4 separate regions of the Homo sapiens genome follow, and all the other regions are linked to region 1. Evidence: chromatin loops called from intact Hi-C (ENCODE). Cell type or tissue: B cell. All regions are shown on one strand. Each heading gives the region's core, and the rest is flanking DNA. Links, peaks and the distances in the headings are about the cores only.

What was found. Peaks named below come from ENCODE experiments on the same cell type or tissue, not always from the same donor. Only the 100,000 strongest peaks of a DNase experiment are listed, where the experiment ranks them.
Region 2: it touches region 1 in a loop (7-fold over the local background); 5 of 110 quality-filtered maps call a loop at or near these places.
Region 3: it touches region 1 in a loop (2.8-fold over the local background); 3 of 110 quality-filtered maps call a loop at or near these places.
Region 4: it touches region 1 in a loop (10-fold over the local background); 104 of 110 quality-filtered maps call a loop at or near these places.

Annotation. Positions count from the first base shown.
Region 1 is chr7:77,756,345-77,762,544 of GRCh38, forward strand. All of the region lies in intron 3 of RSBN1L (round spermatid basic protein 1 like), which reads left to right. Among named protein-coding and RNA genes, the nearest start is that of TMEM60, 39 kb to the right of the region's middle. In B cell, for the core only: CTCF peaks have their summits at 3,124 (motif pointing left) and 3,330; DNase peaks (open chromatin) are centred at 1,477 and 3,147; H3K27ac peaks cover 3,061 bases.
Region 2 is chr7:78,037,495-78,043,694 of GRCh38, forward strand. All of the region lies in intron 21 of MAGI2 (membrane associated guanylate kinase, WW and PDZ domain containing 2), which reads right to left. Among named protein-coding and RNA genes, the nearest start is that of DDX3ILA1, 50 kb to the left of the region's middle. RefSeq lists a silencer at 2,800-2,879. In B cell, for the core only: CTCF peaks have their summits at 2,865 (motif pointing left) and 3,067; a DNase peak (open chromatin) is centred at 2,877; H3K27me3 peaks cover 1,060 bases.
Region 3 is chr7:77,366,311-77,372,510 of GRCh38, forward strand. The region is part of intron 12 of GSAP (gamma-secretase activating protein); the gene reads right to left. Among named protein-coding and RNA genes, the nearest start is that of GSAP, 47 kb to the right of the region's middle. In B cell, for the core only: a CTCF peak has its summit at 2,878 (motif pointing right); no DNase peak of the experiment used is centred there.
Region 4 is chr7:77,647,955-77,654,154 of GRCh38, forward strand. It overlaps LOC105375363 (a long non-coding RNA gene), which reads left to right and starts at 5,387. Exons shown (of 3, transcript XR_927695.3): 1 at 5,387-5,785; 2 at 5,905-6,043. In B cell, for the core only: CTCF peaks have their summits at 3,795 (motif pointing right) and 4,000; a DNase peak (open chromatin) is centred at 3,797.

The sequences.
Region 1 (6,200 bases), core at 755-5,754:
CTGGTCTTGAACTCCTGACTTCAGGTGATCTACCTGCCTCGGCCTCCCAAAGTCTTGGGTTTACAGGCATGAGCCACCCCGGCCTGACCTTTATTTTTTAGAATATAATATAGTTTGGAAAATACATTTAGCAGCATTAAAGACATTTATAGCTGGGTGTGGTGGCTCATGCCTGTAATCCCAGCACTTTGGGAGGCTGAGCTGGGCGGATCACAAGGTCAGGAGTTCCAGACCAGCCTGGCCAATATGGTGAAACTCCGTTTCTAATAAAAAAAATACAAAAATTAGCTGGGCATGGTGGTGGGCGCCTGTAGTCCCAGCTACTCGGGAGGCTGAGGCAGGAGAATCGCTTGAATCCAGGAGGCGGAGGGTGCAGTGAGCCGAGATTGCGCCACTGTACTTCCAGCCTGGACGACAGAGTGAGACTCCGTCTCAAAAGAAAAGGAAGAAATTCATGGTAATGCCATCCTCTAGGTAATTAAGTAGCACCATTTTTAATCGATAAAAGAGTATATATAGTAATGCTATATGTGTTTTGTATTTTCTTATATAATGATAGAAGCTGCGCACTGCAGCCATTCAGTGATGTGAATGGCAGTCCCTAGGTTGTGCAACCTGATGGTACTGACCACCAATAGCTGTGGAACCCAAACCAAGTTCATGATGAATTTGTATCCTCATGAGCCTAGTTTTCTGTTTTTGTTATTGTTCTTAAATTACAATCAGGGCAACCAAAATAATTTGCTTTAAATTCTGTAGAAACTAAAAGATGACAAATTATGTAGCTGTTTCTATGATTTTTGTAGTGATAGTGTTTATCTCTGTAATAGTATCTTGTAGCTTTCACAAATACTCATTTTTACATCTGTTCAACTTTATTAAACACATATACACAACACTGACAAAGGATTAAAACATCCCTGTTCTTTTGTCTTCGGTTTTGGAATTCTTTTTACTTGTATAATTCTGTTTTCCATCTTCATCTGTATCCTTGCAGGTTGCCTGAAAGGTTTGAAGACCATGTGGTATTATATATATTTTAACAGGTCATGTCATTTCTCTAATGCTGTGGCCCTGAGGTTAGTGATATATTAGGAAACTGTATCATGAAAGTCCGTTTGAGGATAGAAACATATGCATGGACTTTTCCCAAAGTTTGTAACCTGTCCATATCTGTTAGCTTTTGCTGTATTAAATGTATAAACAAAAGCCTCAAAACTTAGTGACTTGAAAAAAGGTTTCATTTATCACAGTTCTTTGGGCTTGCTGGACAGTTCTTGTGGTCTCTGCTAACTTAGCTGGGGCTATATGGCTTCATTCTTATGTCTGATGATTGGCAGACCAGTTGGGTCTTGGGACACCTCACTTATATGGTTGGTGGTTGATGTATGTTAGCTGGGTTGATGGCCACATTTTTCTCATCATCCCACAGGTTAGCCTGGGCTCATTTGCATGGTGGTGGTTACAGGGTTCCATTGAGTAGAAAGAGGGTAAGCCCCAGTGTACAAGCTTCTGCTTGTGTTGTGTTTGCTAATGTCCCATTGACAAAGGGAAGTCACATGGTGAAACCCAGATTCGTGTGGAAAAATAGACTCCACTTCTTTTAGGTTATTTATTCATTTTACTTTAATTTTTTTTCTTGTGACAGAGTCTCACTGTACTCCAGCCTGGACGACAGAGTGAGACTCCATCTCAAAAAAAAAGAAAGAAATTCATGATAATGCTATCCTCTAGGTAATTAAGTAGCACTGTTTTTAATCGATAAAAGAGTATATATAGTAATGTTATATGTGTTTTGTATTTTCTTATATGATGGTAGAAGTTGTGAATTATATATATTTTAACAGGTCATTGTCCAGGATGGAGTGCAGTGGTGCGATCTCGGCTCACTGCAACTTCCCAGGTTCAAGTGATTCTTGTGCCTCAGTCACCCAAATAGCTGGGATTAGGCATGTGCCACCTTGGCCTCCCAAAGTGCTCGGCCTATTTAAAAAATCCTTTAAATTTTTAATATTTGTGGGTACATAGTAGATGTATATATTTATGGGGTACATAAGATGTCTTGATACAAGCATGCAATATGAAATAAGTGCATCATGGAGAATGAGGTGTCCATCTCCACAAGCATTTATCCTTTGAGTTACAAACAATCCAGTTAACAACACTCTTTTAGTTAAAATGTGCAATTATTACTGACTATAGTCACCCTGTTGTGCAGTGAAATCGTAGGCTTTATTCATTCTTTCTTTTTTTGTGTGTGCGCATTAATAGACTCCACTTCTTGATGACAGGAGTGGCAAAATCACATTGCACAGGAGTGAGCATACAGGCCTGGGAAGAATTTGGGGCCATTTGCAGTTGACCACGTTCGTTTTAGGTTTTCTAGCATCTGTATTTCATTCAAATATTCACTCAGACATTTATTGTGCTCCTGTGTTCTACCGTAGGGATAGAAAAAGGCAAATAAAATAGGAATTTTCTCTGTCAAGAAATAAATTAGATTTCTGTCTTGTCACTATGTTTAATCAGTGTACATACTCTGGAACCCTGTACTAAGAACTGTGAGAATGTGAAAACTGGAGTAGTTGTTTTCTAACCACCCTTCCTCCACTTCCAAACTCTAAATCTTATTTTTATTGTATTGTGGTTCTAAGTTATTTCTCAGGTAACTTATGTCAAAGTGTTAACTGATGATTAAAAGTCTATTATTTTAATAATGAAACTTATTAAATCTGATCTGACTGTTAGACCTGCTTCACTGTAGAGTTGGGGCAGAACACTAGCATTTGTTGAATTTGTGCTGGGGCCATTCACTGTGTTAGGCTACTAAAAGCAATTTGATGTTTCATCTTTGAAACATTGCTTGCCTTTGTACTAAATTTTCATTTTGACCAATTGTGCCTGCCCCATGCTCCCCAAATACTTAAGAACTGATCTATACAAAATATCGTGTCAGGGACCAGATGCTCTAATAATAATCAAAAAGCTTTCCCCCTTTATTTTACTAATTTTAAAATGGATAATACTTTCGTTCTTATTTTAGTTGCCGTTATATGGGTATTTTTGAAATAAAATGTTGGTTAAATATTGCCTATTTTGATTAGAAACCATCTGCCAGAAGTGATGGATAATGGCTCCCCCTTGTGGCACAGTCATTTATGACATGTTTAGATTGCCTCAGAATGTCCTGAGCAGGCCTTGTTTTTAAAAATAAGGGACTCTCCTCCCCACCCGCTAAAAAAAACCTCAGCAGAATTGAATCAACAGCTTCTGCTCCCACCCCCCTCAATTCTTTGGCTCTAATAATGATCCTGTTTTTGTATTTTCTTCACATTGGTGCTGATACAAGCTAAAAATATCTGTATCTCCATATTTATGGTGGATCACTATGAAGGTATTCTGAGGAACTTTTAATATCTTGGAATGTTGATAGGTATACTAAAACAAGTACAAAAAAAACAGGTTTTGAAGTCCAAAATAGTGTAATGCTGGACCAAATAAGTAATATTTGTTTGCAGTGAGACTCCTCAGAAACTTTAATAGCCAGTGTGCGTGGTGAGCCTCCTAAACAAGAAGGGTTTTCCAAACTTAGTGGACTGTAGAGCTCTCTCTTCAGGGAACATGTTTTGGGAAACAGCAGGTTGTTTCAAGTGAGTCGTTCTTTGGGGTTTTTTAAAAAATTACTTGTTATTACTATATTTGCCTTTTCCCCCTTGCAGCAGTTTTCGTAATTACATAAGAGAAAACAGCAATAAGTAAAAAATCTTATAGATTTGTTTTTGGCAACATATTTCCTGTTAAGAATAGGCTACTTTTTTCCCTTTGTAGCAAGCCCACCTCAGAATCCTAAAGTGTTTTTTTTAAAGATTACATTATATAAGTCGAATATTAGTTTAAACAATTATTTCATTTTATGTTAACCAAAGCTTCTCAGATTTTGGTATTGACACTTACTGGCAATGGGTACAATAGGTCTCCTACTTCTGCTTTCTTTTTTCCCTTCATAATATTTATAGAGAATATACAAGGGGAAAAGTGAAAATGTGGCCATGATGGTCATGGGGTTTTGTGGGGAGGGGGAGGAGATTTAGATTAAATATGTTATATTTCTTCTGAAGGCCACTATTTAAATATAAGCTTTTCCACAAATACATAATTATCATGCCTGTCTTTTATTGTGTTCTGACACATCTATATACCTAAATCAAGAGGAACTATATGTATAATCTTTGTAATTCAGTGCATTTCTTTTTTTAGAAAGCAAGTATATTCTATTATTATTTTTTATTTAGTTAACTTATTTTTTGAGACTGAGTTTCACTTTTATCACCCAGGCTGGAGTGCAGTGGTGCGATCTCGCTGGCTGCAACCTCCGCCTCCTGGGTTCAAGCATTCTCGTGCCTCACTCAGCCTCCTGAGTAGCTGGGATTACAGGCACCTGCCACCATGCCTGGCTAATTTTTGTATTTTTAGTAGAGACGGGGTTTTGTCATGTTGGCCAGGCTGGTATCAAACTCTTGATCTCAAATGATCCTCCCGCCTTGGCCTCCCAAAATGCTGGGATTACAGGCGTGACGCCTGGCGTATATTTTAAAGCAGTGACATGTTTTGACTTTTTTTCAGGTTAATTTTTTAACTACACCAGAAAACTGGTTTGATTAATGTTTACTGGAGTGAATAAAAGCAAATATAGTAAGCTCACATTGAGCGTCATCAGGATGTGAGGTTTTCCAGATAGGCTATTTTTTTAGTTAATGGAAACGTAGTTTTAAGTATTAAGATTTTATAAAAATATCTTCATTGCTGAACATATGCAACATAATGTCACTTTATTTTCAGTATTGGTTTGTCATTATGATACAATACTGATGCCTTAGGGCAGCTGCAGCTGTGCTTACCCTTTTTCCTTCCTTCCCCTTCTAAATATGTGGTTTCTTGTCCTTTATGATTTTAGAGAGTAGTTACGATTGTGCCTAATATAGGAACTGATAGGTAAGAAGAAGAACTTTTATGAGCCATGGTCTTTGTGACATTTACTGTGATTATTTAGAGATTCTTTTAATCCTTATCTGTTACCTCTTCCACCTCACCGCCCTTGAGTTCTTCGCAGTCTGGCATAGTCTGGATAGGTGATTTTTAGAGAAATGAGGCTTGATTTTTTTGTAATAGGTGAATTCTGCATATTTGGTATATAGTTTTGCAACAAAAGAGGTGTCACCAAAATCAAGAAGTATTTACATTTTTGTGAAAAGCGTGTGGATTTTATTCTTACATTTTATTTTAACAACTTAAGTACCATCATGTATTTTATCAAGCAGTATATACTTTTTAAATTGGAAACATTGTTGTGTGTAACTTGCCATGTTTATAACATTTAAGTTAATGGTTACAACTGATGGATTTGAAATATTGTGTTATTAAACTAGAAATTTGTATGAAATGATATATAGTTAAAGGTTATATTACAATATATTTTAAAATTTAATACTTTTACAGATTAAGATTTTGATGACTTCAATTTAATTTTTTAAATTTGGTCTAAGTTTAAATATGTTTATTCAGGTGGGTGATCATCATTTTATCTTTACTGTTGGAGAATAAAGGTTTTGGAAGATCATTGCCGTTTTGTTTTAAACATGTGAGAGCTAAGCAGTTTTTATAAAGGCCAATTTCCTAATAGGATTTATTTTTGGTTTTATTAGTGGGCAAATGGCATCTACCTGTACATTCTGGTTACAAGGGAGAGACTTATACTTTTGTTATAATAAGTTATGTGTGAAAGTGAATTTTACATATCTATATGTTTTATATGTATTTTGGCATGAGGTGGGAAGAACTAACTAAAAATTCAATTAAGATATTTAGCAATATAATCGGAGTAGAGTCTGTATTACTTTACTTTAAAAATTCAGGGTCTCTAAAAAATCCTTTGAAATAGTTATGAATTTTAATAGGACCATACTTAAAAATAATCAGCAAAAGATAAAGCCTCTTCTTAGGTAGTGCCCAAACTAGACAGAGAATGGGGGAAAAATCGGTTTTTGATTTATTCAGTCTATTATGTTAAACATTTTAATGTTTAGGTCTATACTAATTTAGACGTGTTTTGTTTTATTTTGAAATAAAAAGCATTATTTGTAAACTTGGAAATTAATGTAAATGTATAATTTGAAAGAAATGAGATGGCTAGGTCAGTAATA
Region 2 (6,200 bases), core at 369-5,368, 280 kb after region 1:
AAAACAAACTGATTGGTGTCAATTTGTGTAGCATTTAGGGCTCATATATAATGGCCGATTTCAAGCAGGCTTAATTTCATTTTAGCGCAAGATAAGTTTTTTCATTGGAGCCACTTTGTCAGAAATAAAATTGAGCTGGAAAGAAAAACAAGAAGCAATTTGACTATCCTTACAGATGGTGGTTTATCAAGCCTTGAATTTTTATAGGTGTGTGATGCAAATGTGGAAAAACCCTCCTGTGTCAGCAACCCCTGCAGAGAGTGTCAGTGCAGCACCCCAGGGAGGGGGAGCCAAAGGATGGCTGAAAAAAGATCTCAGAGCTGAGGGGAGAGGATTTATGTTGGTGGACCTGCTGTAGAATGGTCCCCATTTCTTTCGTTCAGTACCTTTGCTGAAGCAGTAGGAACTAGTTCCTGGGCTGTGTGCACGTCTGGAGTCTAAAAACTCAGCGCTTTGTCTCTTCACAGGAGTAGACATGTCAGGATTAGATCTTTGGCCATCAGCGTCACCTACTCAGAGAGGCCTCTCTTCCCACCTTGTCCCAAGTGGTTATTTTCTTAGTTCCTTCTTCGTTTCTTTTACAACATTTACTATAATTTGTGTTCGCTCTTTTTTTGTAAGTGTGTCTCCCTTTACTAGACTATAAATTCTGTTAGAAAGGGACTGGGATCTGTCTTGTTCACTGTTGCAATTTCAGCCCCTAACACAGTGCTGGGCACATGTTAAGTGTTCAGTAAATATTAATTGAATGAAGAATGAAATCAGAGATCACTCATTCCCCTTTCTTGAAAGTGGAGCCACCTTAATTTTTCAGATGAATATGGCGTATGTGTATATTTCACATATATGTAACTAGATCAGGATCTGCACCTGTAATGTATTCATATGAAACACTAACTTGATGTTTTACTTTTTAATTAACTTTAATTTTATTGTAGTATTGTATTGTTAAATGCAAAAAATTTAAGGCTATCACATGCTTTGTAAAATTTGCAGGAAAAAATTTGTATGAATTTCTATATCCTTGCCACTCAAAGTGTCCTCTGTGGACCACATCACCTGAGAACTTGCTAGAAATGCAGACTCCCCACCTAGACCCACTGAATCTGAATCTGCATTTTAACAGGCTCCCCAGGGATTCACATGCGGGTTGAAGTTCAAGATGGCTCTAAAGTCACAATTTAGCCTGTGAGTTCACTTTGTAAACTGTGGGAGGCAGGTGAACTGAAGTTGAGGAAAGAAAGAAGAGCTTCAACCAGGACACTGAAGTGAATGATAGTTGCAGGAAGAATGAGAAATTCTATGCTTCACAGGCCAGTTTTTGTTTTCAAACCCTCACAGTGCCTGTTGGTTTAGTTAAGTTCGTGGGCGTTTTCACTGAGCCAAACTCACGTCACGTTACCGGCATAGCCAGGACAGGACAACAACACCTGGACTGCCATAACTATGATTCCAGAGAGGGTATCTAAATAATACGTTAATAGTGTTTTTAAGTTTTCACAAGTGATTCTAATGGGTGTCTAATATTCACTTAGAGGATTTTTTTTTTAAGTTAGTAAGTTAGTTGCTGTTGTTATAAAGAACATCTTAGAGCCTGTTTATCCAGGTAACACATTCCTGAGATTTGCAGCTGGTTCAGACACTGCAGCCAAGTACCTGGCCCTTCCTCTCTCTCTTTGACTGGCAATAAGCTGAGGGAAGAATTGAAATTATACAGGCTCTTCTTTGAAAAACTGGGTTAAAAAAATCTCAATTCTCTAAATTGTAGATGTGATCTCTCACACCTGAATTAATCAATTAAATAAGCATTTATTCAGTGCCTAAAGGTGCCAGTGTGGGGCTGGTTCTGGGGACCAAAGACTAAGAATACCAGATTCCTGCCTTCAAGAGAGAGTCTGTGACTTTGGTTTATTCATGACAAATCTCTTCCCCGCCTGGTGGAAAACCTGGAATTCTCTGTCTTTAATCAATTTACTTTGTGCTCTAGGTCAATAGGAGTACCCATCACAATGAAAAAGTCTTGTTCTTTATCATTTGGAAAATTAGACCTTCTTTCCAAGATGTCCTTAGTCACTGATCCTCATCAGTGTGGATGATCTTTCCTTTACCCTGAGCAGGTTGTTTTTATTCTGTGGGCCTTCAGAGCAGAAAGAAAAACCATTTTAGAGGCGGTTCTGTTGAATGTGCCTGGCACATTGGTGCTAAACAGGGAATAAATCATAATAAATGGAAATAGTCGCCCATGGCATGATCTGATTGAGTCGTTTAAACAATCATTTTGTGTTGACAAAGGGTAGAGTGATTATGCTAGAGGAATTCAAAGGTGCTCGAAACAAAGCAATTGGAGAAATTGCTTGAAAAATGTGGGGAGTTATTCCAGGGCAATAGACTTGCTTCATTCTGGCTCAGTCTTGAAGTCTATAGACCCAGGCGGATCTCTGCAGTTTTGCGAGATGAACCTCCTAGCAACCTGCTAATACCATTCATTCTGCAGCTTGGGAGGTTAATCCTCACAGTAATGTGTGGGTAGAGTCACTTAGAGGGCAGCTCCTAGCATACGTGCAACTGTGCTCATACAGATGTCTGTTTGACTTGAACAAGGAAGACATTATTAGTAATAATAATTCGTGCAAATAGGCTGCTATTGCCAGAGCATTCCTGAGACAGCTCGTTGTGCTCTTGGGGCGCCCCTCTGGGGCTTGTGGGTGGGGACTATTTTTGTATGTCTTTTCCAAAGGGAAATGCCAGGAGGGTAAGCGACTTCCTTTGGATCACCTTGCAGGCGGGCCGGAGTGAGAGCTGAATTCTAGTCTTCCCCACCCTCTGTCCAAGCAGAGCGAGGATGAGGGGAGGCACAGGCGGGAAGGAGGACGGGCGCCCCCTGGCGGCCCCTGGTCGTGCCGCAGCCTCACATTCCCGCGGGTTCCCTTCTCGCCGCGTTCTCTACCCTGCCCGGCTCAGCCCAGGGTCAGGAAGGGGGCGCCCGATTCCACCCCTTTCTCAACCTTCCCTGGGTGGGTAAGGTCACCCCACACGGGTTCAGGTGGTGGTCCCTCGACTGGGAATGAGGGGATCCTGAGGATCCCGCAGGTAGACGTAGAGCAGCGGGGCTCAGCTCTGGAAGCGCGGGATGACTTCTGGGAACCGCACCCGGGGCAGGTCACCTCGCCTTGGAGACAGCCCTGAGTCAGGTCAGGTGGCAATCGGGATGACGTTACACCTCCCACGGAGACGTCTAAACCCTCGTGAAGTCTGCCTACACATTTACATCATTCTCTATTCATTACGGCTCAACTCAGGAATGATTGTTGACTGGCACGGAAATAAATGACAACCATTAAGGGGCTAACTGGAGCTGTTAATCGTTTGAGAGGCCTTTCGGTAAGTCATCCTTCCAAGGCGGCTAGATCATTCTGGAGTAGCCTCAAAGGTGCCTGCTGCTGTCCAGAGAAATCTCACTGCCCGCTTGTGCATCCTTTGACCCTCCACCAGCACTTTGTTGAATGCTCGTGGCGTGTTGATGGGGAAAGATTGAAACTAACTCAGGCTCCTTTAGTACCAAAGACCACATCTGATTCTTCTCACCTGAAGTCTGTGTGCTTTAATGTGAGTCTCTGTGGAAAGAAACAAATCCACCACTCATTCCAGCTACCTGAGACTGCAGTATGCGATGGAAGGCTCCTTCAGCCTCAGACACTGCACAAGAAGCCTCTGGAGGCTCCTTGGGTTGGGATACTTAGACAGCCAAACACAAACACACAGAAAGGATTCTTTCAAAATAGAGATACGAGTTTGGTTGAATGAAAGACATAGTAGGAAATTCTTGAGGTTAGGAGCTTTGCAACCTCTAGTCAGCTTGCTGCAAGGCTGCTCTCTCAGGCTCCTATCACCTGGAAAGGCACCAGGTGTGGTGGCTTACGCCTGTAATCCCAACACTCTGGGAGCCCAAGGTGGGAGGATCTCTTGAGCCCAGGAGTTTGAGACCACCCTGGGCAACATAGCAAGATTCTGACTCTACAAAAGTACAAAAATTAGCTGGGTGTGGTAGTGCGTGCTTGTACTCCTAGCTACTAGGGAGAATGAGGTGGGAGGATTGCTTGAGCCTAGGAGTGGGAGGCTACAGCGAGACATGATTGCACCACTGTACTCCAGCATGGGTGACAGAGTGAGACGCTGTTTCAAAAACAAAAAGCAAAACAAAACAAAACCAAAACAAAAGGCTGGAAAGTCAGCTTCCTGAATGCCAGTTGGTGGGCTGTGGCCAGAACCTACCAGACTTGATGCCCTGCTCTGTCCTCTGAGTGAATAGTTCATTGAATGGACCTTCTTTAAGTAGGCCTTCCTGCTGGAAAAGACTGACAGAACCCTACTCCTACAAGTGAGGCTGCTGTCTGGGAGAGGTGAAGAGGTTTGGCATGGAGGAAATGAGCAGCTGGGACCCCCCACAACCCGCCCTGTGATAGACACAGGGGTCTGCCGCATTGCGGACTGGCAGAGCTGCTCCCTTCACTGTGGTCCACTTTCTAAGGCTGAAAGATGGTTCCATTAACATGGATACTGAGAGCATCCATGAGTACAGGAGACATGAGACATGGGCCTAAATTGCTCCTTCTGATCTCAAATCAGTAGTGTTATTTACTTTACCCTTTCTTCCTTGATTAATAAAGGAAGGTCCTTGAAGAGGTTTGCTGTTGACTCCAAAGAGTCAGGGTCATGGGGTCTTTGTTCAGGTGCCCAGTGGTTGAGGAATATGTTCTTTGGCTAAGCTTACATGCTTTGATGAGTTACCCAAAGAGGAACGATATGATAATCTTAAAATGCTAACATGGCAGCTCTTTCTGATTCTGGCAAACATTATAGGTTTTGAGCCAACATGGGTGGGCTGCTACTTTGTAAGACAACATTCTGTGTAATGGCTTGGAGTCTGGTTGAATTTTGGGAGTGTCTGGAGGGTTATAGGCTGATCAAGAGGGCGTGAACTCCTCTGGGCTATTGTAGTACAGGGTTTAAGTCTGGCCTGTGAAGTCAAACTGCCCAGCTTCTAGTCCTTGATCGTGCTCCCTGACCAAGCAGGTCACCTGAAATGCTCTAAGCCTTGGTTTTCTTATTAGCAAAATGTGAGTGAGTAGAGTACCTACCTCATAGTTGTTGTGAGGTTTCAATGGGCTCAATAACTTAGTGTGCCAGGCACATTGTTAATAAGAAGTAAATGCTCTTGTTATCATTTGGCCTGCCAAAAAAGACCTAACCTTCTGGAGGTGCTCTGAAGGCCTCGGACTGGACTGAATCTCTTGGAATTACTCCCGATAAATAAGCTTTATCTAGATTTGGAGTATCAGAGCTGGGGACATCTGGGGATGCCAAATGCAGCTGACTGATACAATTGCCAGACCCCACGACTCAGGGCTTCATCAGTACATCAATATATACAATATGCCGGGATACACCAACATCCCCTTAAACCTTTTGAATCAGATCAGCAGGGCACAACATAGGAGAAAGAACATTATCGTTTGGAGTCAGAGGACAGGTTCAAGTACACTGTCTGTTGCTTCCTAGCTGTGTGACCTTGGGCAAGCCACAGCCTCAGTTTTCCTAAATGTTAAATGTTAACTACTTCCCTTGCCTTCTTCACAAAGCTGCCTGTGTGAAATAATTAGATAACAGCATTATTTAATATGCATATAGAGTGGGATATTACTTTTCTTACCTATAACACCTGACAAGAAGAGGCTTAACTCATAAAAATAGTGTTTTTTTTGAGCCATCTTTTGGTAACTAAAATTGATACAAAGGGCCTTGGATCATGTCCTAGGTGAGCTGAATGGTCCCATTGTTTCTGCGTGTGGCAGGTGGAGTAGGGGGTGGGAAAATACCTGCGTAGCCAGTTTGTATAATACTCTGGAGCTTCCTATCAGCCTTAAAGGTCAAGAGAAAGTTTTGTTGGGAACATAGTTTTAGATTAATTTTTAGAAGTGCAGCTGCTCCCTTGACCTCTGGGGCTGGAAAGGATTGGCCAAAATCTCCATTTATATCCACTTGAAATAACTGACAAAGCTGGATTTGGGATTCAGAGAGTCCCAGAGGAAGGCCTGTCAGTGCCTTCTTCTTTTTTAGCCTTTAAGCTTGAATGAGTCGAGCGAGTCAAAGAAATTTTAACGGATGTACAGACAATGTCTTCACGGTCAACTTTTCACATC
Region 3 (6,200 bases), core at 541-5,540, 390 kb before region 1:
TTCCTATGACTAGGATGGTATTGCCTACGTTTTCTTTCAGAATTTTTATAAATTTTGGGTTTTACATTTAAGTCTTTAATGCATCTTGAGTTGATTTTTGTCTATGTTGTAAGGAAGGGTTCCAGTTTCAATTTCTATATATGGCTAGCCAGTTATCCCAACACCATTTATTGAGTAGGGAGTCTTTTCCCCATTGCTTTTGTCAGCTTTGCTGAAGATCAGGTAGTCATAGGTGTGCAGCCTTATTTCTGGGTTCGCTATTCCATTCTATTGGTCTATGTGCCTGTTTTGGTAACAGTACCATACTGTTTTGGTTACTGTAGCCCTGTAGTATAGTTTGAAGTTGGGTAACATGATATCTCCAGCTTTGTTCTTTTTGCTTAGGTGTACCTTGGCTACTCAGGCTTTTTTGGTTCCATATGAATTTTAAGACAGTTTTTTCTAGTTCTGTGAAGAATATTGATAGTTTGATAGGAATAGCATTGAATCTGTACACTGCTTTGGGCAGTATGGTCATTTTAATGATATTGATTCTTCCTATCCATGAGCATGTTTTTCCATTTCTTTGTAACTTCTGATTTCTTTGAGCAGTGTTTTGTAATTCTCATTGTAGACATCTTTAACTTCCCCTCCCTGGTTAGCTGTATTCCTAGGTATTTTATTCTTTCTGTGGCAATTGTGAATGGGATTGCCTTTCTGATTTGGCTCTTGACTTTGCTCTTGTTGGTGTAAAGAAATGCTAGAGATTTCTGTACATTGATTTTGTATCCTGAAAGTTTGCTGAAGTTGTTTATCAGTTGAAGGAGCTTTTGGGCTGAGACTATGGGGTTTTCTACAGAATCATGCCGTATGCAAACAGGGATAGCCTGACTTCCTCTCTTCCTATTTGGGATGCTCTCTTGCCTGATTGCTCTAGCTATGACTTCCAATACCATGTTGGATAGGAGTGGTGAGAGAGGACATCCTTGTCCTGTGCCAGTTTTCAAGGGAAATGCTACCAGCTTTTGCCCATTCAGTATGATGTTGGCTATGGGTTTGTCATAGATGGCTATTATTTTGAGGTTTTCCTTCAATACCTAGTTTATTCAGAGTTTTTAACATGAAGGGGTATTGAGTTTTATCGAAAGCCTTTTCTGCATCTATTGAGATAAATGTGGTTTTTGTCTTTAATTCTGTTTATGTGATGAATCACATTTATTGAATTGCATATGTTGAGCCAACCTTGCCTCCCAGGGATGAAACCTACTTGACTGTGGTAGATTAGCTTTTTGACATGTTATTGGATTTGGTTTCCATGTATTTTGATGATTTTTGCATCAGCGTTCATCAAGGATATTGGCCTGAAGTTTTCTTTTGTTCTTATGTCTCTGACAGGTTTTCAGTATCAGGATGATGCTGGCCTCATAGAATGAACTGGGGAAGAGTCCATCCTCCTCAATTTTTTGAAAGGGTTTCAGTAGGAATGGTACCAGCTTTTCTTTGTACGTCTGGTAGAATTCAGTTGTGAATCCATCAGATCCTGAGCTTTTTTCGGTTGGTAGGTTATATATTACTGATTCAATTTGGGAGCTTATTATTGGTCTGTTCAGGGAATCAATTTCTTCCTGGTTCAGCCTTGGGAGGCTGTTTGTGTCCAGGAATTTATCTGTCTCTTCTAGGTTTTCTAGTTTGTGTACTTAGAGGTGTTCTCAGTAGTTTCTGATGATTATTTTTATTTCTGTGAGGTCAGTGGTAACATCCCATTTGTCATTTCTAATTGTGTTTATTTGGATCTTCTCTCGTCTTCTTAGTCTAGCATGGGTTCCTGGAGTTGTACATTTACTCACCACTTCCCTGGGTGGTGGAAGTTCCCCTGGCTCTGTGTCACTCCTAGGTGGGCTGTCATCCTGCCTTGCTTTTTGCCATTCTCCATGGGTTAAGTTGTTTCCTGGATTAGTCCCAATGTGAACATCTGGATGATTCAGTTGAAGGCGCTGCATTTACTCGCCCCTTCCCTGTGAGAGTGGCACTTACGCTTCCCTGTGAGAGTGGCTCACATTAGCTGCTTCTAATCAGCCCTGGATTTTTTTCTTTCATTTTAATTAATGTAAATTCAAATAGCCACATGTGGCTATTGGCTACCATACTGGACAACACAGCTCTAGAGCACTGGTTCTTAACCCTGACAGCACATTAAACTTACTTGGGATCACAGATGCCCAGGTTCCACATCAGAAGAATTAAGTCAGAATCTCTGGGGGGTGAGACTCAGGCATTTGTATTTTTTAAAGCTCACTAAATGATTCTAACGTGAACCCAGATTGAGAACCACTTTTGAAATCAGCAGATTTGGATGTGAGTCCTGCTTTTGGCTTACTAAGTCTATTGCCTCAGGCAAGTTAATTAAATTATCTAAGCCTCAGTTTCCTCATCTGTAAATAAAGAAAATATAGAACTTATTTCATAGGGTTCTTGTGAGATAATTAAATAAGATACTGTGTATAAAGAGATTATTATTGTTAGATTGTTAGTTGCAAAGAAGTTATATCTGGCTATAAAGGTTAGCTGGTGTTATTCCATAACAGTCTTGCTGCTATTTACAAGCTGGGGAAGCATGCTCTTAAGGGTGTATCCAGAGATGTTTAATGAAATTCATCAATGATGAAGATAATATCTCAACGTTGGCTAGCCTTGGGGAAACCATTTGGACAATGAAAACTACTGTGGACAAAGTTTTCCAAGGGAAATTATGTTATTGGAGCAATTATTAAAAGGCTCTATAAAGTGCTAAAACATAGGCCTAATCGGGAACTTGTGAAGAGCAACTCGTGCAGTTATATGAATAGGAAGGAGAATTTACACACTTCCCTACTCACTACCCTCCCAGTAGGTGGTGCACAAGAAAGAATTACAGCCACTGACTTAGAACACACAAGAGCACTACAGCTTCAGAGTTGACTATTAGGTAGGGAAATAGTAAGATATGCTTTCAATGCTTAGAAAGTCTGATTTATCCTTTTTATTAGAAAAATATATATAAACTCATGTTAAATAATACACAAGTGGCCTGACAGCAGCAGTGGCAGCAGCACTTTTGCCCACCACCAATCTCATGAGCACGCCCATCCCTAGATTGTAACCTCTAGTTCCTTGGAAGACAGCCGTCTTTATTTCTTAGTGCTGGGAAATTCAGGACAAATGTTTTCAAGAATATAAAAAGTAATGGTGAAAGGACAAAATAGCTTCTGATGACCAAAATGTGATAGCAAAATGTCAAATATTATTATATCATCATCATTAATGTAAATAGTTGAAGTAAGTTTGTATAAGGGCCTAAGTCCATCAGCATTCCTTTCATGAACCACAGTTTCTGGCCTCCATGCCAGTGAAGAATTCAGCTTTCTGCTATAGAGGGAGTCACATTTAGATTATACTCTTTGCTTCCTTCTCCTATCCTATTTTGCTGGAATAGATTTTGTTTAACAACAAAGGTAAAAAAACACTTTTGAAGAGTAATATAGGAAACACATGAACAATTTCTTAGTCAAAAAACAAAAGGTTGCTTCTCTGGCTTGTTTCATCTTAAATCTGGAAGCATCTCATTTGAAACACGTTTTTTTATTTTTTCAAAGCTGATTGTGAAGAGTGAAGCTTATTTTCTACCCTTCCACACACTGCCGAGAAGGGGAAAAACAGATTCTTCCACAATTTATGTCAGATAAACCTAACATTTTATTAAATATGTCATAACTAGCCCCATTTATAACTTACAGCTAGTAATGGTCACGAGAAATTCCTGTGGAAATAGAAAAAGGAATAAAAAGCCACACTGGATTAAAGCCAAAATGATTGTTCATATCCAATAGATTTAAAGCAAAGTACCAGGGGCCAGGCGCGGTGGCTCATGCCTGTAATCCCAGCACTTTGGGAAGCCAAGATGTGTGGATCATCTGAGGTCAGGAGTTCGAGACCAGCGTGGCCAACATGGCGAAACCCCGTCTCCACTAAAAATACAAAAAAAATTAGCCAGGCATGGTGATGTGTGCCTGTAATCCCAGCTACTCGGAAGGCTGAGGCAAGAGAATCTCTTGAACCCGGGAGGAGGAGGTTGCAGTGAGCTGAGAGAGTTCCATTGCACTCCAACCTAGGCAACAGAGCAGAGCAGGACTCCATCTCATTCATAAATAAATAAATAAAGCAAAGCACCAGGGAAGAACCCACCCTGCTCCCTCCATGTGAGCTCCGGATCCCATCCCACCTTCTAAGCAAATTCACTATACCAGTTATCCTCTCTGCTATGTATTTTCCTGTTTCCTCTCCACTCAATATATGCTGTGAGCATTCAAACATCCTAGAGTCTGTACTGTCTTAAAATATTCCCTAAATCCTATTTCCCTTTCCAGCTGCTGCCTCTGTCATGTCTACACATGCTGCTATGACTTTTCTCAATTCCCATATGCCACTTAACCCAGCATAGTCAAGATTTCACCTCAATTCCACAACACAAACAGCTCATAGTAATCTTCATGCTACTAGACACAGTGGACTCCACCTCTCACTACCTAATTCAGTCATTTCTTTGTGAAACTACCCTGTGCCTTCAGCTACTACAATACCATACTTGTTTTGGTTTTCCCTTTCTCTCTCTCCAGACATTCTTTTTTCCTTTTCGTTTGGATGTTCCACCTAACCTTTATATATTTATGTCCCCAGATCTTATTCATAAGTGTCCTCCCTCCTGACCAAATACCCCCTCCTATGCCTTCAAATGCCAGCTATAGTCTAAAAACTTCCAGATTTATTCATTGCCAGTCTTGACCCCTCTTCTAAGCTCCAGATCTTTTAGTCAACATGTCTAAAACAAAACTCACAATCTTCCTAAGCTCCACCAAAACCCCTATAACCTCAGTAAACGACACTACTGTTCACTCATTTGCTGATGCCAGAAACCTGAGAACCATTCCTCTAATTTATAGCAAATTATCTTAATTTCATCTCCAAAATGCATCCCAAACCCATCTAGTTCCTTCCACCTGTACTGCCCATCCTAGTTCACCCTTATTTCAAACACAGGACTAGACTTAACTGCTCATCTTCCCACTTTTTCTCTTGCCTTCTCCAATCCGTCCTCCATCTTTTTTCTTTTTTTTTTTTTTTTTTTTTAAGACAGAGTCTTGCTCTGTTGTCCATGCTGGAGTGCAGTGGTGTGACCTCAGCTCACTGCAACCTCCGCCTCTTGGGTTCAAGCGATTTTCCTGCCTCAGCCTCCTGAGTAGCTGGGACTACAGGCACGTGCCACCACACCCAGCTAATTTTTTTGTATTTTTACTAGAGACGGGGTTTCGCCATGTTGGCCAGGCTGCTCTCAAACTCCTGACTTCAGGTGATCTGCCCGCCTCGGCCTCCCGAAGTTCTGGGATTACAGGCGTGAGCCACCGTACCCGGCCCAATCCATCCTCCATACAGCAGCCACAGTGATCTTTTGAAAATATGTATCTAATCATGTTACTGCCTGCACAGACGCTTCAGTGAAGGAGTATCAGTGAATCCTAAAACTGACAGGTGAAAAGCTGAGAATAGAATAGTCACATGGTGACAAAGTACCATCCTATAAATTACTAATTCAGAGGTTAAAATGTGCCCTCATAAGGGAGACATACAGTAGTTACCACTTAACCAAATGACCAGACTTAGCATCACTAACAGTAGGATATTCTGACATTATAGGCCTCCTGATCTGATACAAATGAAGTTCACAACATCACCTGTGAAGTACTCTCACTAAAAATGCTTAACTTATGTCTAACTGTGCCTTTACTCAGTTGTGTGTAGCTTCCAATTTACAAATAATGTATAAAGGAAAAAGTTAAATGCCTATGTAAGTAAACAATTGGATAAATCCAGAACGTGGATCATTCTACAAGACAAATGGCCTGGACTTTTCAATATGTCAATGAAAAGAAAAGAAAGGCAGGGAGTAGGACATGAGAATTGTTGCACATGTTAATGCAAGACTATGAAGATTTAAACGGCCAAATGTAATGTATGAATCTTGATGGAATCCTGACTTTAAAAGTTATATACATACATATTTATTTATATATACACACATGACGTTTTTCAAGAAATTATGAAAATTTGAATAGAAAATAAAGTTTATTGATTAATGTGATTAATTTATTTCAGTAATAAGGGAACAGATTATGTAGAAGAGTGTCCTT
Region 4 (6,200 bases), core at 678-5,677, 110 kb before region 1:
ACATCATCTACTAATATTATTTGCCAAGAATATACCCATAGTCTCCAAACTTTATATTTGACTCTTTTCTGTAAACATCTATACATGTTTTCTGAAAATTACATATATAAGAACAGTTTTTGGCCTAGCGCAGTGGCTCAGGCCTGTAATCCCAGCATTTTGGGATGCTGAGGCAGGAGGATTGCTTGAGCCCAGAAGTTAAGAGACCAGCCTGGGCAACATTGTGAGACCTCATCTCTACCAAAAATAAGAAAATTAGGCCAGGTGCGTTGGCTCACACCTGTAATCCCAGCACTTTGGGAGGCCTAGGCGGGTGGACCACTTGAGGTCAGGAGTTCAATACCAGCCTGGCCAACATGGTGAAACCCCGTCTCTACTAAAAATGCAAAAATTAGCTGGACATGGTGATACGTGCCTATAAATCCCAGCTACTCAGGAGGCTAAGGTGGGGAGAATTGCTTGAACATGGGAGACAGAGATTGCAATGAGCCAAGACCGTGCGGCTATACTGCTGCCTAGGTGACAGAGTGAGACTCCGTCTCAAGAAAAGAAAAAAGGCCGGGTGCAGTGGCTCATGCCTGTAATCTCAACACTTTAGGAGGCCAAGGCAGTTGGATCATGAGGTCAGGAGATGAGACCATCCTGGGTAACACGGTGAAAACCTGTCTCTATTAAAAATATAAAAAATTAGCAGGATGTGGTGGCACGCGCCTGTGGTCCCAGCTACTTGGGAGGCTGAAGCAGGAGAATCGCTTGAATCTGGGAGGTGGAGGTTGCAGTGAGCTGAGATCAGGCCACTGCACTCCAGCCTGGGTGACAGAGCAAGACTCCGTCTCAAAAAAAAGAAAGAAACAAAGAAAAGTAGCAAATTGCGGTGCTCACCTGTAGTCCCAGCTACTCGGGAGGCCAAGGCAGGAGGATTGCTTCAGCCTGAGAGTTCAAGGTTATAGTGAGAAAGAAAGAAAAAGAAAGAAAGAAAGGAAAGAAGGAAGGGAAGGAGAAGAAAGAGAAGGAGGGAAAGGGGAAGAAAAGAAAGAGAAAGAAAGGAGGGAAGGGAGAAGGAAGGAAGGGAGGGAAGGAAGGAAGGGGAAAGAAAAAAATGTTTTCAGAGTTAAACTAAAAAGAGACAATTTTGTGCCTAATTTAAAGGGGAGCAATAAAATGAATTAATGCAATCTGAAGCTTTTGAGAGAAATTCCAGTGAAGAACGGCATCTTCCTTATATTTAGCCTTAAAACGGTTTTTGGATTGTAATATTTTTGTTGATATATATTTAGTACTTTTTTTTTTTTTTTTTGAGACAGGGTCCCACTCTGTTACCCAGGCTGGAATGGAGTAGCACCATCTCAGCTCACTGCAACCTCCACTCCCTGGGGTCAAGCGATCCTCCCACCTCAGCCTCCCAGGTAGCTGGGACTACAGGAGCGCACTAGCAAGCCTGGACAATTTTTGTATTTTTTGTAGAGACGGGGTTCCACCATGTTGCCCAGGCTGGTTTCAAACTCCTGGACTCAAGCCATCTGGTGGTCTTGGCCTCCCAAAGTGCTGGGATTACAGGTGTGAACCACCGCACCCGGCCTATATTTGGTACTCTATTGCAATCTATGAAATCATTTTGGTTTAATATTAAATACAATACTAAATTGAATTAGCTCACTTTTATGCTGGTTTTAGTAAAGTTCTTGTTGCTTTTGGCCTTTTACAGAGGTATCTCCTAATTGCCTGCTTTTAATGGCTATTCTAGGTATCAAAAATTCAGATTATATTAATAACTTTCTAAATAATGGTGTATAAAGTTAATTTCAGTTTTTTAGTACTTTATTCTTCAATTCTGGGTCTTCGTTACACAGCCTTAAAGGCCAGAAATTCATGTTTTCATTCTGGCAAATAGAGAACTGCAAAGGCTTTAACCCAGATTTTGGCATATTTCCACTCAATAAGCAACCCTTGCATATTGTGCTAAACATGGAAAGTAGATCTAGTTTTGAACATAAACTGTATTTTTAACAGATTTGCTGCAACCTGTTCCCTTGTCTCCAAGGTGCATAATTCCTATAAAATATGCAAATGACCAATATTCAGATCGTAAATAATTTGACCAGTAAAAGCAGCAATGCTTGGGTAGCTCAAGGAGATAGTCTCTCTGTTCTAAAGTACGACAAATCTGAGCTTTGTTGAATTAGTGGGGGAAGGGAATTCCAAAGATTCCAGTCATTTTACATTTTGTAGAGATAACGTGGCATAAGTGCTGTTATCATGACTTAATGTACTAGTATTTGTAACTTTAGAACTCTTGCCAATACTTCAAAAAGAACATATTTTTAACTTCTACAGATTTATACCCAAACAGCCAATATGAAGTAAACAAGAAAACAATGTATATTTCTCCTTAAAATATGTTTTTCTGAAAATCAAGGACCAAGGAAATGTTTTTCTGATCACAAAATTCTACAGTAGGATTAGCAGTTTAATGAAAATTCAAATGTACAAACTTTCTGCACATTTGCTTCTAAATTTTAGCTTTGTCTATATACAACCTAGAATATTTCTTTTTCTTTTTCTTTTTGAGACAGAGTCTCACTCTGTCACCCAGGCTGGAGTGTGCAGTGGAGCAGTCATGGCTCACTGCAGCCTTGACCTTCCAGGCTCAAGCAGTCCTCCCACCTCAGCTTCCCGAGTAGCTGGGACCACAGGCGCATGCCACCACGCCCAGCTAAGTTTTGTATTTCTCAGTAGAGATGGGGTTTCGCCATGTTGCCCAGACCGAACTACTGGGCTCAAGCGATCCTCCTGCCTCGGCTTCCCAAAGTGCTGGGATTAACAGGCATAAGCCACCATGCCTAGCCTAGAATGTTTACAATATCTTCCAAAACAATGTGAAAATTGTTAAAGTGATTTAAATAATTTTCTGTATTAGGCTAAGTATTTACCTTTCTCATTGTATTTGAAGGAAGTACACAGTAACATTTTGCATGCAGTTTCTATGCTAAAATTTTTAAATACCAGGATAATACATAGGTATTATAGTTTGGAAGATATAGAGATTAGCTGATGTTAACGTTAGGAAAGAAGGGTTTTTTTGGTTTGGTTGGTTGGTTTTTGTTTGTTTGTTTGTTTGTTTGTTGAGATGTAGTCTTGCTCTGTTGCCCAGGCTGGAGTGCAGTGGCATGATCTAGGCTCACTGCAACCTCTGCCTCCCGAGTTCAAGCGATTCTCCTGCCTCAGTCTCCCAAGTAGCTGGGACTACAGGCATGTGCCACCATGCCCGACTGATTTTTGTATTTTTAGTAGAGATGGGGTTTTACTCTGTTGGCCAGGGTGGTCTCAAACTCCTGACCTCGTGATCCGCCCGCCTCGGCCTCCCAAAGTGCTGGGATTACAGTCGTAAGCCACTGTGCCCAGCCTAGGAAAAAAGTTTTTTAAAATTAAGACTCTATATGTACACATTTCACTGTTTCAGAAAAGTGAAATGCAGTTTATAAGGAATTTTCTGTTGCCATTCAGAATAACAAAATATTCTTAGATCTTTTCAACCTAAAATGAGTAGTCCATTTTAATAATTATTCTACCTACCAATATCACTTTCCATGTAATAGAAATAAATTGAAATTCATAGGTAGAAGCTTTACGTTTAGACTTTATTTTCATTTGAATTGACTTGAATGTAAGGCCAGAGATTTTTGCAAGTTGGATTCTTTGACTAAGGATTCAAAATATTGATAGCTTTTAGCAGTTTGAGTGGCAGTAGGGATTGGAAATGTCATCTAACTCTTTTGCCATTCCACCAGAAGAGGGCAGCAAAGCAAACCAAGAGGAAATTTATGGGTCAAAAAATTTAGAAAAGTCACTCGAAATTCAGAGAGCTTAGTACAAAAGCTTGTTTGGGTGGCTTCAGTGTTTGGGAGTGTATATGAAGTCCCTACTGCCAGAGGCCCCATAGACCATTTTGCAAGAGGCTTGAGCAAATCTTAAAGCTTAAATATATGTTCCTGCAGACTGAGGCCTGTCAAATAAAAATCATTGACCTTGTTGAATGCTTTCCGTGTGCTAGACACTGCTAATCTCTGTATACATATTTATTCAAACTTCACAAAAACCTCATGAGGTAGACTGTCTTATGAATGAATCTGAAAAATACAGACTTTAGATAATGTTTATAAAGTCACACAAAGTAGTACAAAGCCACAATTTAAATCTAGCTCCTATTCTAAAATCCTCACTCTTAACTACTGACCCTATTATATGCTTCTACATTTCAGAGAAGATAGGAATACAGGCTTTAATGGATAAGAAACATATGTGCTAGTTAACTCAGTTGAAAAAGGGGCTAGTTAAGTCAAGGGTCACTGATAAGCTTTATTTTATTTTATGATTTATTTATTTATTTGAAACAGTCTTGCTCTGGCGCCCATGCTGGAGTGCAGCGGCATGATCTGTGGTCACTGTAACCTCTGCCTCCCAGGTTCAAGTGATTCTCCTGTCTCAGCCTCCCAAGTAGCTGGGAGTACAGACGCCTGACACCATACCCGGCTAATTTTTGTATTTTTAGTAGAGACAGGGTTTCACCATGTTGGCCAGGCTGGTCTCCAACTCCTCACCTCAAGTGATATACCCGCTTCATCCTCCCAAAATGCTGGGATTACAGGCGTGAGTCCAAGACACACACACACACACACGCACACACACGTGTGTATGTATGTATGTGTGTGTGTGTATATATATATATATATTGTGTGTAATTTTTTTTTTTGAGACGAGACTTTATGGCCAGGCTGGAGTGCAGTGGTGCAATCTCGGCTCACTGCAACCTCCCCCTCCCGGGTTCAAGCGATTCTCCTGCCTCAGCCTCCTGCGTAGCTGGGACTACAGTCACACACCACCGTGCCCAGCTAATTTTTTTTTTTGTATTTTTAGTAGAGACGGAGTTTCACCATGTTAGCCAGGATGGTCTCGATATCTTAACCTCGTGATCCGCCTGCCTCGGCCTCCCAAAGTCCTGGGATTACAGGTGTGAGCCACCACGCCCAGTCCCCAAGACATATGTTTTAAAGCCTATGAGTTCGCCAGGCATGGTGGCTCACACCTGTAATCCCAGCATTTTGGCAGGCCGAGGCGGGTGGATCACCTGAAGTCAGGAGTTAAAGACCAGCCTGGCTAACATGGTGAAATTCCATCTCTACTAAAAATACAAATATTAGCTGGGTGTGGTGGCAGTCCCCTGTAATCCCAGCTACTTGGGAGGCTGAGGCAAAAGAATCGCTTGAACCCGGGATGCGGAGGTTGCAGTGAGACGAGATCGCGGCATTGCACTTCAGCCTGGGCAAGAGAGCAAGACTATGTCTCAAAAAAAAAAAAAAAACAAACTTCTTGAAGCTGGGCGCAGTGGCATGTGCCTATCGTCCCAGCTACTCAGGAGGCTGAAGTGGGAGGATTATTTGCGCCCAGAAATTTGAGGCCACAGTGTGGTATATCATCTGTCAATAGCCACTGCACTACAAACTGGGCATCCTAGCAAGAACCTGTATCTCCAAAAAAAAAAAACTTGAAAAGTGATTAAGACTATCCACGTGTTTTTTCTTACTGTTTCTGTCTACTTCCTAATCTGCAGATCTGCAAATGGAATAAATGCAAATGGGATAAATGCAAAATGGAATAAATGTCTGGCAGAAGTCAGAATCTGGAATTTTTACCAATTTTGTCCAATTTAATTTTACAGTCAACTTGATCAGCTACTGAGGTGTGTTGGAAGTCATAGCCACAATATTTTGCAGCTCCTCCCATCAAGGTAGTGTTTGTTTTCCCAGCCCTAGTATTTGAGCTGGCCTTGTGCCTTGCTTTAACCAATAAAATGAGCAGATGTGTTTCTGGGCTGGTTCTGAGACCTTAAGAGACCTTCTGCTTCAGTCTCTTGGGGTCCTGCTGGCATGTAAAGAAGCTCAGGCTAAGCCATGGACGGATGAGAGACCACGTGGGGAGATTCCCAACAAGTCCCAACCCACATCACATGGAAGAAAGTCATACAGCAGCGCCCTCATGCAGAATGGTGAGAAATCATTAAGTGTTCTTTTAAAGTTATGTTTTATAGTAGGTTTCTAATTTATTATTTTTTCAGATGTAGAGATGGGGCCTTGCTATGTTGCCCAGGTCGGTCTTGAACTCCTGGCCTCAAGCAATGTTCCCATTTCACCCCCTCATCGTGC